Regions from separate parts of the Homo sapiens genome. Here region 2 is linked to region 1. Evidence: read pairs that join two places in POLR2A ChIA-PET (ENCODE). Cell type or tissue: PC-9. All regions are shown on one strand. Links, peaks and the distances in the headings refer to the core of each region. The heading gives the core; the rest is flanking DNA.

What was found. Peaks named below come from ENCODE experiments on the same cell type or tissue, not always from the same donor. Only the 100,000 strongest peaks of a DNase experiment are listed, where the experiment ranks them.
Region 2: POLR2A ChIA-PET joins it to region 1 with 13 read pairs; 2 of 35 experiments call an interaction of 5 or more read pairs at or near these places.

Annotation. Positions count from the first base shown.
Region 1 is chr15:71,821,940-71,829,632 of GRCh38, reverse strand. It overlaps MYO9A (myosin IXA), which reads left to right. Exons shown (of 42, transcript NM_006901.4): 41 at 1,607-1,749; 42 at 2,590-7,342. The coding sequence ends at 3,053. Among named protein-coding and RNA genes, the nearest start is that of NR2E3, 15 kb to the right of the region's middle. In PC-9, for the core only: no CTCF peak of the experiment used is centred there; no DNase peak of the experiment used is centred there.
Region 2 is chr15:72,529,946-72,534,945 of GRCh38, reverse strand. All of the region lies in intron 2 of ARIH1 (ariadne RBR E3 ubiquitin protein ligase 1), which reads right to left. Among named protein-coding and RNA genes, the nearest start is that of MIR630, 55 kb to the left of the region's middle. RefSeq lists a silencer at 1,652-1,701. In PC-9, for the core only: CTCF peaks have their summits at 1,560 and 1,763; no DNase peak of the experiment used is centred there; H3K27ac peaks cover 498 bases.

The sequences.
Region 1 (7,693 bases), core at 587-5,586:
AAAGATCCATATGACCATGGGAACAGCAACTAGATGGTCATAGTAAGGCTATAGCCCTAGAGGGTGCTAGGATACTAGATAGGGAAATTGGTTGCAATTTAGGAGAGAGACAAATGAGAAGCTCTTTTACCTCCATTCATCACTGTTGCAGGGATTGGGTGACAGTATGCCTTGGGGATAATATGAACGTGCCATGGTTCTCCCTACAGGTGCTGTGTAATAGTTCTGGTCGACATTGATGACTCTTAGGAAGTCTTAATGGGATCTTTATTCCTGAGTTCCAGGATCCCAGGTCTTGAGTTTGGTTTATAAGGGGATATAAGACTGTTAAAATACTTTCTTGGTCTCTCATGATTGATTCTGGAATATAGGCCAGCTAAAAAAGCAGCTGGGGCTCAGCTGTAAAAAACATGATAAGGCAAAGATGATGTACATTGACCAGGGGCTATTTGCTAGAAGAGTGATCTGAAAAGAAGACCCAGTTTGGCTTTGATGCAGATGATATTGGCAGTCTTGAAGGATTAATAGGAATTTTCAAGGAAGGGGAGAGTCTCTAGAAAAAGAAAGAAGAACGAGCAGAGTCTCAGAATGCACATGGCCTCAGACAATTGTAATGCTGGTGATACTGTTCTTGAAATGATTGTTCATGGATCTCAAGCCAGGTAAAGGGGAAGTAAAGGTAAGGGGCTCTGTTAGGGAAGAGACTTGATTAGAAGGTGAGTAAGAATTGGAAGGATAAGGAGGTTGTGAACAGGGTGGAGTGTTGGATTCAGAGTAATGACAAGCTCCAGGATCTGTGCATTGGAGAAAGTAGCTTAGATAAAGTAGAGGAGAATATTGTTAGAAGTTGCAGACATAAAGGAACTTCAGTGTTAGAATATTCAGATGAGTTTTTACAAAGATATTAATTGAATAGATCAGGTGATGTCAGGCATTAGTGAAAAAGCAAGATTAGGATCTGAGTACCAAAGACCTCACAGAATGTGGGGCATTACTGAGAGGTAGCTGGGTGACCGTGATGAAGAAGGGAGACTAGAGAATACGACAACTGAAGATGGCATAAGCTTCAAAGGACAGAAAAGATCAATCAGTGTTTTTCTTCGTCTAGAGGTCTCTGTGGTGAAGATAGAGGGTATCGTCTATAGCCAGTTAGTAAGCTTCATGGAAAATAGTTTAAGAGCTGGAAGGAATCTTAGAGGTTATCTAGTTTAATCTCTTTGTTTTGTGGTAGGAAGCTGAGGTCCAGAAGAGAAAGGTACTTTCCTGATGCATTATGGATATTATGAACAAGGTTAGAGCCCTGATCTCCTGCTTATCAGTCCAGAGTTCATTTTACTGAAAGATCTCACCACTACATCTTTCTTCACCCTACCCTTACCCCTATTATTGGTCCTAGATTGGCTATCTGTCATTTTGTCCTTTAGTCCATATAGTTTTAGCCTTCACCATATTTGGCATACAGGTCCTCATCACCACCTGGATGGGGACAGTAAAAATGGACTCTCTTTGCTTCTTAGATTCCTGACTTCCATGGAGGATCTTTTTTTCTGTTATCTTCCTTCCACTTCCTATCAAATGCTAATGGTTTCTTGATTGTGTCTTACAGGGAGGAGCTAACATTTGAGATGCTTGTACTGGAACCCCGTGCCTCTGATGATGAAACCCTTGAGTCTGAGGCCTCCATTGGGACTGCTGATAGCTCAGAGAATTTGAATATGGAGTCTGAATATGCTATCTCTGAGAAATCAGGTAAGTGAACATGGTAGACCAAAGACTCCAGATTTGTTTTGCAAAGGAGGAATAAAGATTCCAAAACTAAGACAAAGTCTTTTAAGAATTTACTGACTGTACATCAGCAATAACAAAGTCTTGAGGAATTTTGTCCTTTTATCCATATAATTTTAGCCTTCATCGTTTGGCATACAGGTAGTGACCTGGATGGGGATAAGAAATATAAGGGGATAAGAAATATAATTGTCTTTGCTACTTAGATTCCTGACTTCCACGGAAGGTCTTTTTTTTCCTGTTGTCTTTGTAAAGCTTCCATATACATTGTTTATCAAACCAACTCTTCAACGTGATTGAGTTTTTTGTTTTTTGTTTTGTTTTGTTTTGTTTTTTGGTAATTTAATGTTTTATCCTGTACTTACCACAGAGAAAAGCCAATAATCACAATATATGTTGTCTTACTGACCCATAACCCATTTTCTGAGGGTGGCAGGCATTGTGCCCCCACTGTGAGGTGGGACTATATACATATACAAAGGAGGTGTTTAACTGGGTGGCATGTCTCAGGGAGATGTAGGACTTACCTGCATATCCTGGCAGTTTTTGAAATGATAGTGACTGTTCTAGGCCTCCGCTGATGGCATAGTCAAACACCAGATTTCCTTGGAGATGATTCGGAAATGCTACATAGAGAAATGGATGGTGAGCTCTTACTGTGACTGTGCCCATAGTAAGTCATCCTGGACCCTCTGAATCTTATCCCACCCAATTTCATGTGTGAACAGTGGCATCTATTCATTATATGATGATTTGCTTTAGAGGGCACTGTCATTTACATCTTTGGTCTCTTTTTTGCATTAGAAAGAAGCTTAGCCCTTAGCTCCCTGAAGACAGCTGGCAAGTCTGAACCTTCCAGCAAGTTGCGAAAGCAACTTAAAAAGCAGCAAGACTCTTTAGATGTCGTGGACTCTTCGGTCTCCTCTTTATGTCTGTCTAACACGGCATCATCTCATGGGACCAGAAAACTATTTCAGATTTATTCCAAATCTCCATTCTACCGAGCTGCCTCAGGTAATGAGGCCCTGGGAATGGAAGGACCATTGGGCCAGACCAAATTCCTGGAAGACAAGCCTCAGTTCATCAGCAGAGGAACCTTCAACCCGGAAAAGGGCAAACAAAAATTAAAGAATGTGAAAAACTCACCTCAGAAAACCAAAGAGACCCCAGAGGGGACAGTCATGTCTGGCCGCAGAAAAACTGTGGACCCAGACTGCACCTCCAACCAACAGCTAGCACTCTTTGGAAATAATGAATTTATGGTCTGAACCGGCAGATGTGTGTCCCTCCGTGGCTACAGAGTGGTAAACAAATCTCACCTTTGGGGCTGCGTTTCATCACCTCGTCCACAATAGTCAATCCTAATTGTGGTCCTGCCTCTTTTCTAAGCATATGGCTAAGACTGTATGTGCTGAATTCCTGGGCCTCCTGCAGAAGCAGAAAGCCTGCTGGGGATGGTGCCAGCTGTGCCTTGGCTGTTGTATTTGAATTGAGATTTTTACTATACAAAGCCACCTAGGGCCTGGGGATTTGGGTCAGTTGTAGTTGCCTCTCCCCCACCCTCTTTTCCCTTCCCAAAGGTGGGTGTTGAACTAGGGGGGATATTGCTGTCCTGAGGGACCCTCTCATTTCTGACATTTGAAGAAAACGTATAAATCTTTCTTAACCGTGAAAGCAAAAGCCTTTGGGTTTATTTTGGGATAGTTAGGAGCTAGGGTAGAATATAATTTTTTTCCAAAAACTTACTTACAAACAAAAAGCCTAATCCCTCTATTTTAAGATTTCTGAAAAAACACTCCATGTTATATTCTGGGGAAAGCAAAAACAAAAAAAAAAAACAAAAAAAAAAAAACAAAAAAAAACCGTGATTGTTTCCATTAAGCCATCAGAGCGTGTCTCAGATATCTTGTTATACAGTGAAGAAGAGAATACCTATTTTTTTTGATGATGTTTGATGTCATAGTAATCAGTGCTGGTTTAACTCCTGTTTAGTTCCTGCCAAATACATTGCATGGGCTGAAGTGTCAGTAGCCATACTGTTCTCATGTTTCTTGGTCCTAGGATCAGATTCTTCTACATTATTTTTTAGTTTCCCAGAGACATGGTGATCCCTAAACTTATGAAGGTTTCATCCTAAGCCATTCAGGCTTTTCTCTTTGTATAGATTAAACCGAAAACCGCATATGAGCCTGTTCATCTGCTGGTGGATTCCCACCACAGACTCAGACTCAAACAAACAAACAAATAATGTGACCGTTTAGTTAGTTTCCAAAAACATTCACATACAATATTGCATGAATAAGTAAGTAAGTGTTACAGAAAGCTGCCAAAAAATAAAAAGGTTTTTAATATGACCTATCTAACTAACTAACTTTTATCTTCCTTTTCTCAGACTATCAGTATTAAATAGATGGAAAAAAATCAAGGACTACTTGAAGCTATTTTTGTTAATATTCTGGTTACTGAAGTTTATTGTAAATATGTATGTATAGTAGGCATATTTCTTTTTAACCTTGTGCTTCCCTCCTTCCCATGGAATTTCTTCCCACAGATGAGGGGCCACTGGACAGGGGGATGAGAGCCATTCGTCCCTGGGTTGAGGGAATTAGTAAGACATCATTTTCACCACTGGGTGGTCTTCATACACATGAGTTATAATAGCATTTTAAGTATCTTAGCATTTGTGGGATTAGAAATCTGTTTTTGCTATTTATAATATATAAAAAATGAAACATGATAGCCTTTCTTGAGATAAGTATGTGAAATGTTTATTTTTAAAGTTACTAAATGCATCTTGTCTTGCTACTACATGCACTGCTCTGAAAAAGAGCCTTTACCATCTATAACCTGTATTTTGGGTATTCTTCCTTTTCATACTTCTTTGAAGTTGTGGAAATATTAAGTCTTTTGTTAAGGCAGAGTCTCTCTCTCCTGTTACACAACACTGAACCTCACGCCACTGCCTCAGTGGTTATTGGCCAGCCCCAGAGGTTAGACTTGGAGCATAATTCTGAGTGGCAGCTAAAGGTAGCAGGAGTCTTACCTCTCCCTACTTTGGGTTCAGAATTGAGCCAGAGAAAGGAAGCCATTAAAATCTCCAGAATAATGATAGTTAATGAGCAAATGTTATGCTTTATATCCCACAGACATCTGCCACCTTGTTCATCTTGTCCTGAGGAGTAATAAATAATGTTAAGCTTTTAAAAATCTGAATTTCAGAGAATCTCCTAGAGGATAGAGGAAAACCCCTCAGCATGGTGTGTTAGAGTGGGATTGCTGGTTCCTCAGCCCCGTGCCAGGTTGCACAGTCTGTGTTTCAGTGTTCTTGGGAGAGTAGTGTACTGCTGGGCATTAATTGTTACTCTGCACTTGCTCCAGAATGTTGGTTAAATCCTGTATGAAAAAAAGAGATTGCCCTTATGGAATAATTTCCTGTGGCCCAGAGGAATGGCCAGAAGAACATATGTTGGCACATGTTCTTCCTTCTAAATCTTTGTGGGGCTTTTTTGGCAAAATAAGTTTTTTGGCAGTTAAAAAACGACTGATGTAGGTCACTTTAAAGGAACTAGGTGATGGATGTTAAGAGACTTTATAATTTTTCTCAGGGACCTGAAACTCCAGTTTGGATAAAATTCAATTAAAAAAACTTGTTTTTTCAGTTGCTAGATTTGTGGATTTCTAGTAATTTAATCTGCCAGGATTGGGGTGGGTGGGTGAGGAGGAGAGAGCCACAAAATGATAAGAGTGGAGAGCAGTGTGGGGCCCTCCCTTTGAGGGAAAGCCGTTGTTTACATAGGGTAGTAGGCCTTGTTGGCCTGATCAAGAGATGAAGCCATAACTCTTAAAAACCTTCAGAACCAAACGCTGTGTCTGCATCCATCTGTTCTCACTGGCCCTCTGCATGGTAAAGTTATGTCACCACAAAGTGATGCCGCATTACAATCACTTATGAAACTGTTAGCCCTTAATATGCATCACATTTGTGGTTCCATAGTGCTTCTCCTTTGCTTGTTTGATCTCTGCATGGCAGCAGTGGGGCAGCTCCACATTTGGAGCCCATACTCCAAAATGCAGAGCACTCTTCTCACAGCACACATTCCCAGCCCCAAACAAAACCTGAATTTTCAACTCTGCCCATTAAAGTGAATGTATCCCTGTAATTTAGTATGTACTTATTATGGAAAATGTAACAAAAGCAGAGAAGTGTGATTTCATTCTGTATCACAAATTGAAGCAAATCAACAGCAAATACAGCAGGATTCAGGGAGGCTTAGTTTACAACGTACTTTGTACCTCCTGCCATTTAAATTATTTTGCCACTCTGGGCTTCTGAAAACACAAAGGGAGATACAGCCCTCCAACTATGAGCCTTGCAGAGAGAGACAAAAGGGCCAGAGGTCCTGGGATGGAATACTAGAGCCCCCACCTTCTCATGCTTTGGAAACCTGCCAGAGCACTTACCCTGCTGGAAGATTAATGAAGACTCCATTCTGTGTTTCATAACAGTAGCGTTGTTTTCTCCATCAAAAACAGAGGGTCACAGAAATGTGCTGAAAAGATGTGGTCCAGCAAGGTTCTGTAGTCCCACCTCAGTGCCTGTGGGCTGTGTTTTTCACTGTAACAAGCACTTTGGTAAACTAGAAAGAAGAAAGGATTCTCAGGATGTGTTCAAAGCTAAGAGAGTTTTCATTTTAAAAAGAAACATACATACTCACTCCATGGCTTTCCTCATCCTCCTCTCTTTTTTCTTCTTGGTGGGAAGCTGGATGCGGGGCATGCATCATTCTGTATGGACAAATGTGTTATGTCCACCCATACTCTTGTGACAACTCCCCAGCACTGTCCTGCAATACCATGCTGGCCTTGGTAGTAAAACTCCTTGGTATCTGTGAGAGTCCTCTTTTTCTATGCCCTAGACTACTTTTAACCACTTTTCTCTGGAATGACTCCCACATTTGATTGGGTATTGAAAGGGTAACAGCAAAATGATGATTGTGGAGATGGATCTATTAGGTCTCATGTTGGTCCCCTGGTTGAAACTATTTTCAAAAAAGCCCCAACAATGGGCCTGTCACCTTGCTAGTCATCCATTCTTAATGCCTATTTATCAGCCCTCTGAGGTCATATAAAAGTTGCACCTTTTGAACCAAGTATTTGTATTTACTATGGGAAAGGTGTGGACTACAGATTCGTATTATATTATTTTAATGGATTTTAAGTAATTTATAAGTATGCTGAGTGTAAATTTTTTTTAAAAACTGTATTATAAAAGGACATATCCTGTGAAATATAACATTTTACTGTTTAATAGAATAATTCTATAAGAAGAATGATTTATCTCACCCACGGAACTGATTACATTCCGGATGCAATCAATAGGCACTTTGTAATTTCCTTTTTGTTTTTTTTTCTTTGCTGGGGGGTTGAGGGGTAACAAGATACCATCTGTATAAAGTGCAGTTTGTGTCACTCAAAATATGCACTGTATGGCTACACAAAAGCAGCTTGATGAACAAATCACCCCATGGCTCATTAAAGAACAAAGCTTCCAGAAGCAGCAATATGTGTGGTTTGTTTTCCAACCATCCTGGCTCCCACTCCAACTATTCCAACCCAACTCCAAGAAACAGCAGTGACTTCTTAGTTACACTGATGTGTTTTCAGGAAAGGACTCAACCCAAAGTTGACAAAGCACAGAGGTGGTAGTCACTGGAACTCAACTGAATTCAAGTGAAGGTGTGATTCAAGGTGTCGTTTTTTCTGTAGTGGATGCAGGCTGCTGGCTGTCAAGACTTCATTTAATCGGTTTAAGGCTAGAAGGGAGGAAAAGCAGTAAATCTGCATTTAGGATCCTCCCCTAAATTGGCCACTTGAAGAAGTTGCTAATAGAGGTTGCCAATAGAGGGCC
Region 2 (5,000 bases), core at 1-5,000, 710 kb before region 1:
AGAAGACATAGGAGGCATCGATTTGTGATGCACAGAATTGTACGTGATGGCTATGAGCACAACCCCAGAATGAAGTATTCTTGATACGCTCTGATTCTGTACAAAGCTACAGCTCTTAAGATTGAGGCCTGAATAGCAGAGGGCATCCCAAGGAATATACAGTTATAAGCAAAGACATACAGAATGGAGTGAATGTACACAAGGTTTTCAAACCCCAAATCCGGGGAGTATGGCTTTGATGTGGCAGAAACCACAAGGGTAGCAGAGGTTGCTCAAGTAAGTTAACACAATCTAAGTTAAATTTAGGATAGATTTAATATACTAGAGCCTAGGAGAGCAGTGAGAAAAGCTGTCTTGGCAAAATGTAAGTTTACTTGTAGGTACAAAGGAACTATTAATCCTACATGTCCAGGAAAAAAGATGGACCTTCCCTTTAAGACTGATCCTTTTCCTATGTCTGTGTATATGTGTTTTAAAATGATTTTTATTTTGCAATAACACAATCCTAGAGAAGTACATAAACATGCAGCTTACAAACTGTTATAAAACAAACACCAGTATATAAATACCACCCAGGACAAGAAACAGAAGACTGCTAGTACTCTACAAGCCCCCCTAAACGTATGATCACTACCCTGTTTTTTTTTTTAATAATTACACCTAAATATGCATCCTTAAACAATGTAAACTTAGTTTCAACTGTTTTAATCACTGCCCTTTTTAAATAGCTACACCACCTAAACACACATCCTTAAACAATATAAACTTAGTTTCAACTGTTTTTATATTTTATGTAAGTAGAACCATATAGTAGATAGGTATTACTTGGGGTCCTTTTCTTTTCACTATGTTTTTAAGATTTATCTATGCTGTGGCTTGTAGCTTTTGCTCATTTATTTTGCACTGCTGAATAGTTACTATGTCAATATACCATAATTATCTATCTAGTGTAATAGTGATAAACATCTGGGTTGTTTATAGGTTGAAGTATGAATAAATACTGCTAGGAACATGCTTATATATGACTTTTTCTTTTTTTGAGACAGGGTCTCACTCTGTCGCCCAGGTTGTAGTGCAGTGGCATAAAAATGGCTCACAGCAGCCTTGACCTCCTAGGCTCCAGCAATCCTCCCACCTCAGCCTCCTGAGTAGCTGGGACTACAAGCAGATGCCACCATGCATAGCTAATTGTTTAATTTTCTGTAAATACGGGGTCTCACTATGTTGCCCAAGCTGATCTGTAACTCCTGGCCTCAAGCGATTCTCCCATGTTGCTGAGTCCACAGGCATGAGCCACCACCAGTTTTATATATGACTTTCAATGTAGATGTGCACGTATTTCTTTCTATTGGATATATACCTGAGAGCGGAATTATTGGGTCAAAGAAAAAAGAAATTTTTCATATTTCTTTCTAAAGACATTTATTCTAACAATTTACCTCCAGATTCTGATTTTTCCACATGTACAATCACATTGTTTGTGAATACACAATCACATTGTCAGTGAATATTAACAGCCAGGGGCCGGGCCCACGGGCTCACGCCTATAATCCCAGCACTTCTGAAGACAGGTGGATTCCTTGAGCTCAGGAGTTCAAGACCAGCCTGGCCAACATGGTGAAACCCCATCTCTACTAAAAATACAAAAATCAGCTGTGCTTGGGGGCATGGTCCTGTAGTCCCAGCTACTTGGGAGGCTGAGACAGGAGAATTGCTTGAACCTGGCAGGTAGGGGGCTGCAGTGAGCCATGATCTCACCACTGCACCCCAGCCTGGGAGACAGAGCAAGACCCCATCTCAAAAAAAAGAAAACCCCCAAAAACACAGGCATTTCTCTTACAACACTGTATTTTGTTTTCATTTTTTGATGTTCTACTGGCTAGAATCATTTCTAGTATAATGCTGAATTGAACTGGAGATACGATATCCACATCTTGAACTCCCATCTAAAAGGGAAATCTTTTTTAACATTTCAGTGGATAAACTATGATATCTCCTACAAATGTTTCTGTAAGATTTATAAGGTTAACAAAGTTCTAGATTGCTAATAGCTTCTTTTTAAAATCATGAAGCAAAGGCTCCTTGGCATCTCTGAAATGTTTTTCTCATCAATTTGTTCAAGTGACCAATCATGCTGAATTGTTTCAGGTTAAACCAACCTAGCATTCCCAGGATTCACCTCAGGTGGCCATGCTGGGTTACCCTCCTTTTTATATATGTATTGCTGAATTCAATTTGCTAATATTCTGAGGTGTTTCTGTTGTTCCAGTTTTTGTTTTGTGTGCGTGCGTGTGTGTATGTATGGTTTTTTTGTATCTATGTACATAAGACAAACTGGTGTATCATCTTTCCTTGGGTTTTGGTATAAAGGTTATGATATCTTTATGAAGGCAGAAGATCCTATTTTTCTGTTCTTTAGAATAAGGTTGAAGTTACTGTCATATTAAATGTTATGGTAGAACTTTCCAGTATAACCATTTGAATTTCAACTTTTCTTTATAAGAACATTTTAAATTATGGATTTCATTTCTTTATACTTAATAAGGATACAGGTTTACTATTTCTTATGTCAGTTTTGGGAAATTGCCTATTTCTAGGAATCTACCCATTTCGTCTATCAAGTTTGAATAGTTGTCCATAATTTTAAGAGTTTTTTTTTAAACCATCCACAAGATCCTAGTGATACTCTGTTTTCATTCCTAATACTGGTTATTTAGGATCTCTCTTTTTCCTAACCTCATCAAAGTGTCAACGTTATCAGTCTTAAAAAAAAAAAAAAATCTTACGGCTTCTTGATCCCTTCTACTGCATGTTTTCTATTTTATTATATTCTGTTCTTTATTTCTTTCCTTGTATTTTCCCTATATTTATTTTGTTGTTCTTTTCCTAACTTGAGACCTCTAAGCTTATTACTTGAGACTTTTAAGATGAATGCTTAGCTCATTATGCATTTAAGGTTATAAATTCCAAAGTACAACATTCTGCAAGATTTTTCCCTTTAACAGACAAATAGTTGCTTAAATAACAATTATGAGTATTTGAAACTTCAATCAACACTGGCAGAACAAAATGTTGGTTGGCTTTAAAAAGATACAAAAGCTAGGTACAACATAAAACCATTTATATTAATTAAAACATACTGTTTATGAATATATTTTCCATGAACATAGTATTCTAGGTAAGGTTTATTTTCTTTCAAAAGACTGAGGTATCATCTTACTATCACTTTCACTGTTGCTGTTGAGCTGTGCTCTAGAATATTATTATACCTATACTTTCACTCTTTTGAAAGCAGCCTTTCTTGTATCTCATTGATTTAGATTTTTTATTTTTGCTGATTTTGTAGTTTTACTAAGATGTTTTTAAATGTGGATTTCTGGTCAGGCCCAGTGGCTCACCCCTATAATACCAGCACTTTGGGAGGCTGAGGCAGGCACATCACCTGAGGTCAGGAGTTCGAGACCAGCCTGGCCAACGTGGCGAAACCCCATCTCTACTAAAAATACTAAAGTTAACCAGGCCTAGTGGCTCGTGCCTGTAATTCCAGGTACTCAGAAAGCTGAGGCCCTAGAATGCCTTGAACCCGGGAGGTGCAAGCTGCACTGAGCTGAGACTGTGCCACTGCACTCCAGCCTGGACAACAGAATGAAACTGTGTTTCAATAAATAAATAAATAAATAAATAAATAAAAATGTGGATTTCTTTTTACCATATTTCATAAAATCTAAAATGCTTTCGTGCTGAAATTTCATGATCTTAACAGAAGTTGACATGGAAAATTTTTCACGAGTCAAAATTTCAATCTTTTTGGACTGTAAGGTGTCAATAATTGAAAGATGCATCCAGATTTCAGATGTTAAAATGTGAAAAACTGTGTATCTTAGGATCAGTGAAACAAGTAGCTATCACACATGGGAACTGTTATGTTTCTTCAATCTATGACATTTGGGTCTTTTACCAATCTGCAAAATTCTCAGTCATTTTTATCTTAAAATACTGCCTCTGCCACATTCTCTCCTCTCTTTCTAAAACTCAATGAGACCTTCTCATTATATCCTCTGTATTTCTTAATCTCTTCTGTATTTTCCATCTTTTAATGGATATACTTAATTCTGGATCATTGTTTGATTTTCAAATACACTAAACTCTCTTCAGCTTTGTCCAGTCTGCTGTTAAACTATGTCACAAAGTTAATTTTGCTTATTTTGTTTAGTTATAAAAATTCTGATTTTTTTCCAAATCTGAATGACAGCTCCCTGGTGATAGCATACTCATTTTGGTCTAGGTCTGACAATTCCAGTATCTTAAGTTCCAGGTTGTTATGTTTTAATTAGAAAAATAATTTGAGAAAATAGTTTAAGGTCTTAAATAATGTTATTTCCCTAGAGAAGATTTACGTTTGTTTCTGTTATATACGGGGGCTATCTTAACCCAAGTTCAAGGTTTAAGGTTTTCTGGACTACCCAAAAGACATGAAGATCATCTTCAGTCTTTAAGGAGCTAGTGTATTCAATTTTCGCTCTTAGTAGACCTAATATTCCAACTTCCCCCTCTACTAACAAAGGGCAAACAAAACTCACAGCTAAGTCTCTTAGCTACCTCTTCTGGATCAACATACACTGCTAGAGCAACAAGGACTGGAAGCTTGTTTCTCTAAATTTCCCTTGATTCCCAAACTCTCAACCTTGAACCTCTATTTCCTATCTTACTAATTATTTGATAATCTTACTTTTCAAACATGTTTCAGTATTTCACCTAGCCTCTTCTAGTGTATTTAGTGAAAGGAACGGTCAAAATTACCAGAAGTTTCCCAGAGTCTCCTATATTTTGTCTCAGTTAAAACTAATTTTACTTCTCTTTCCATCTACCCTCTGCTATCAATTTAGCTGTCACTATTGTAAGTCAGGACAATATTTTCCTTTTACCTGGATAGTTAAAACAGCTCATTTATTACTAGATTTTTTTCTGAAATAATGCTTTTCCATCACTATTTCTCCATA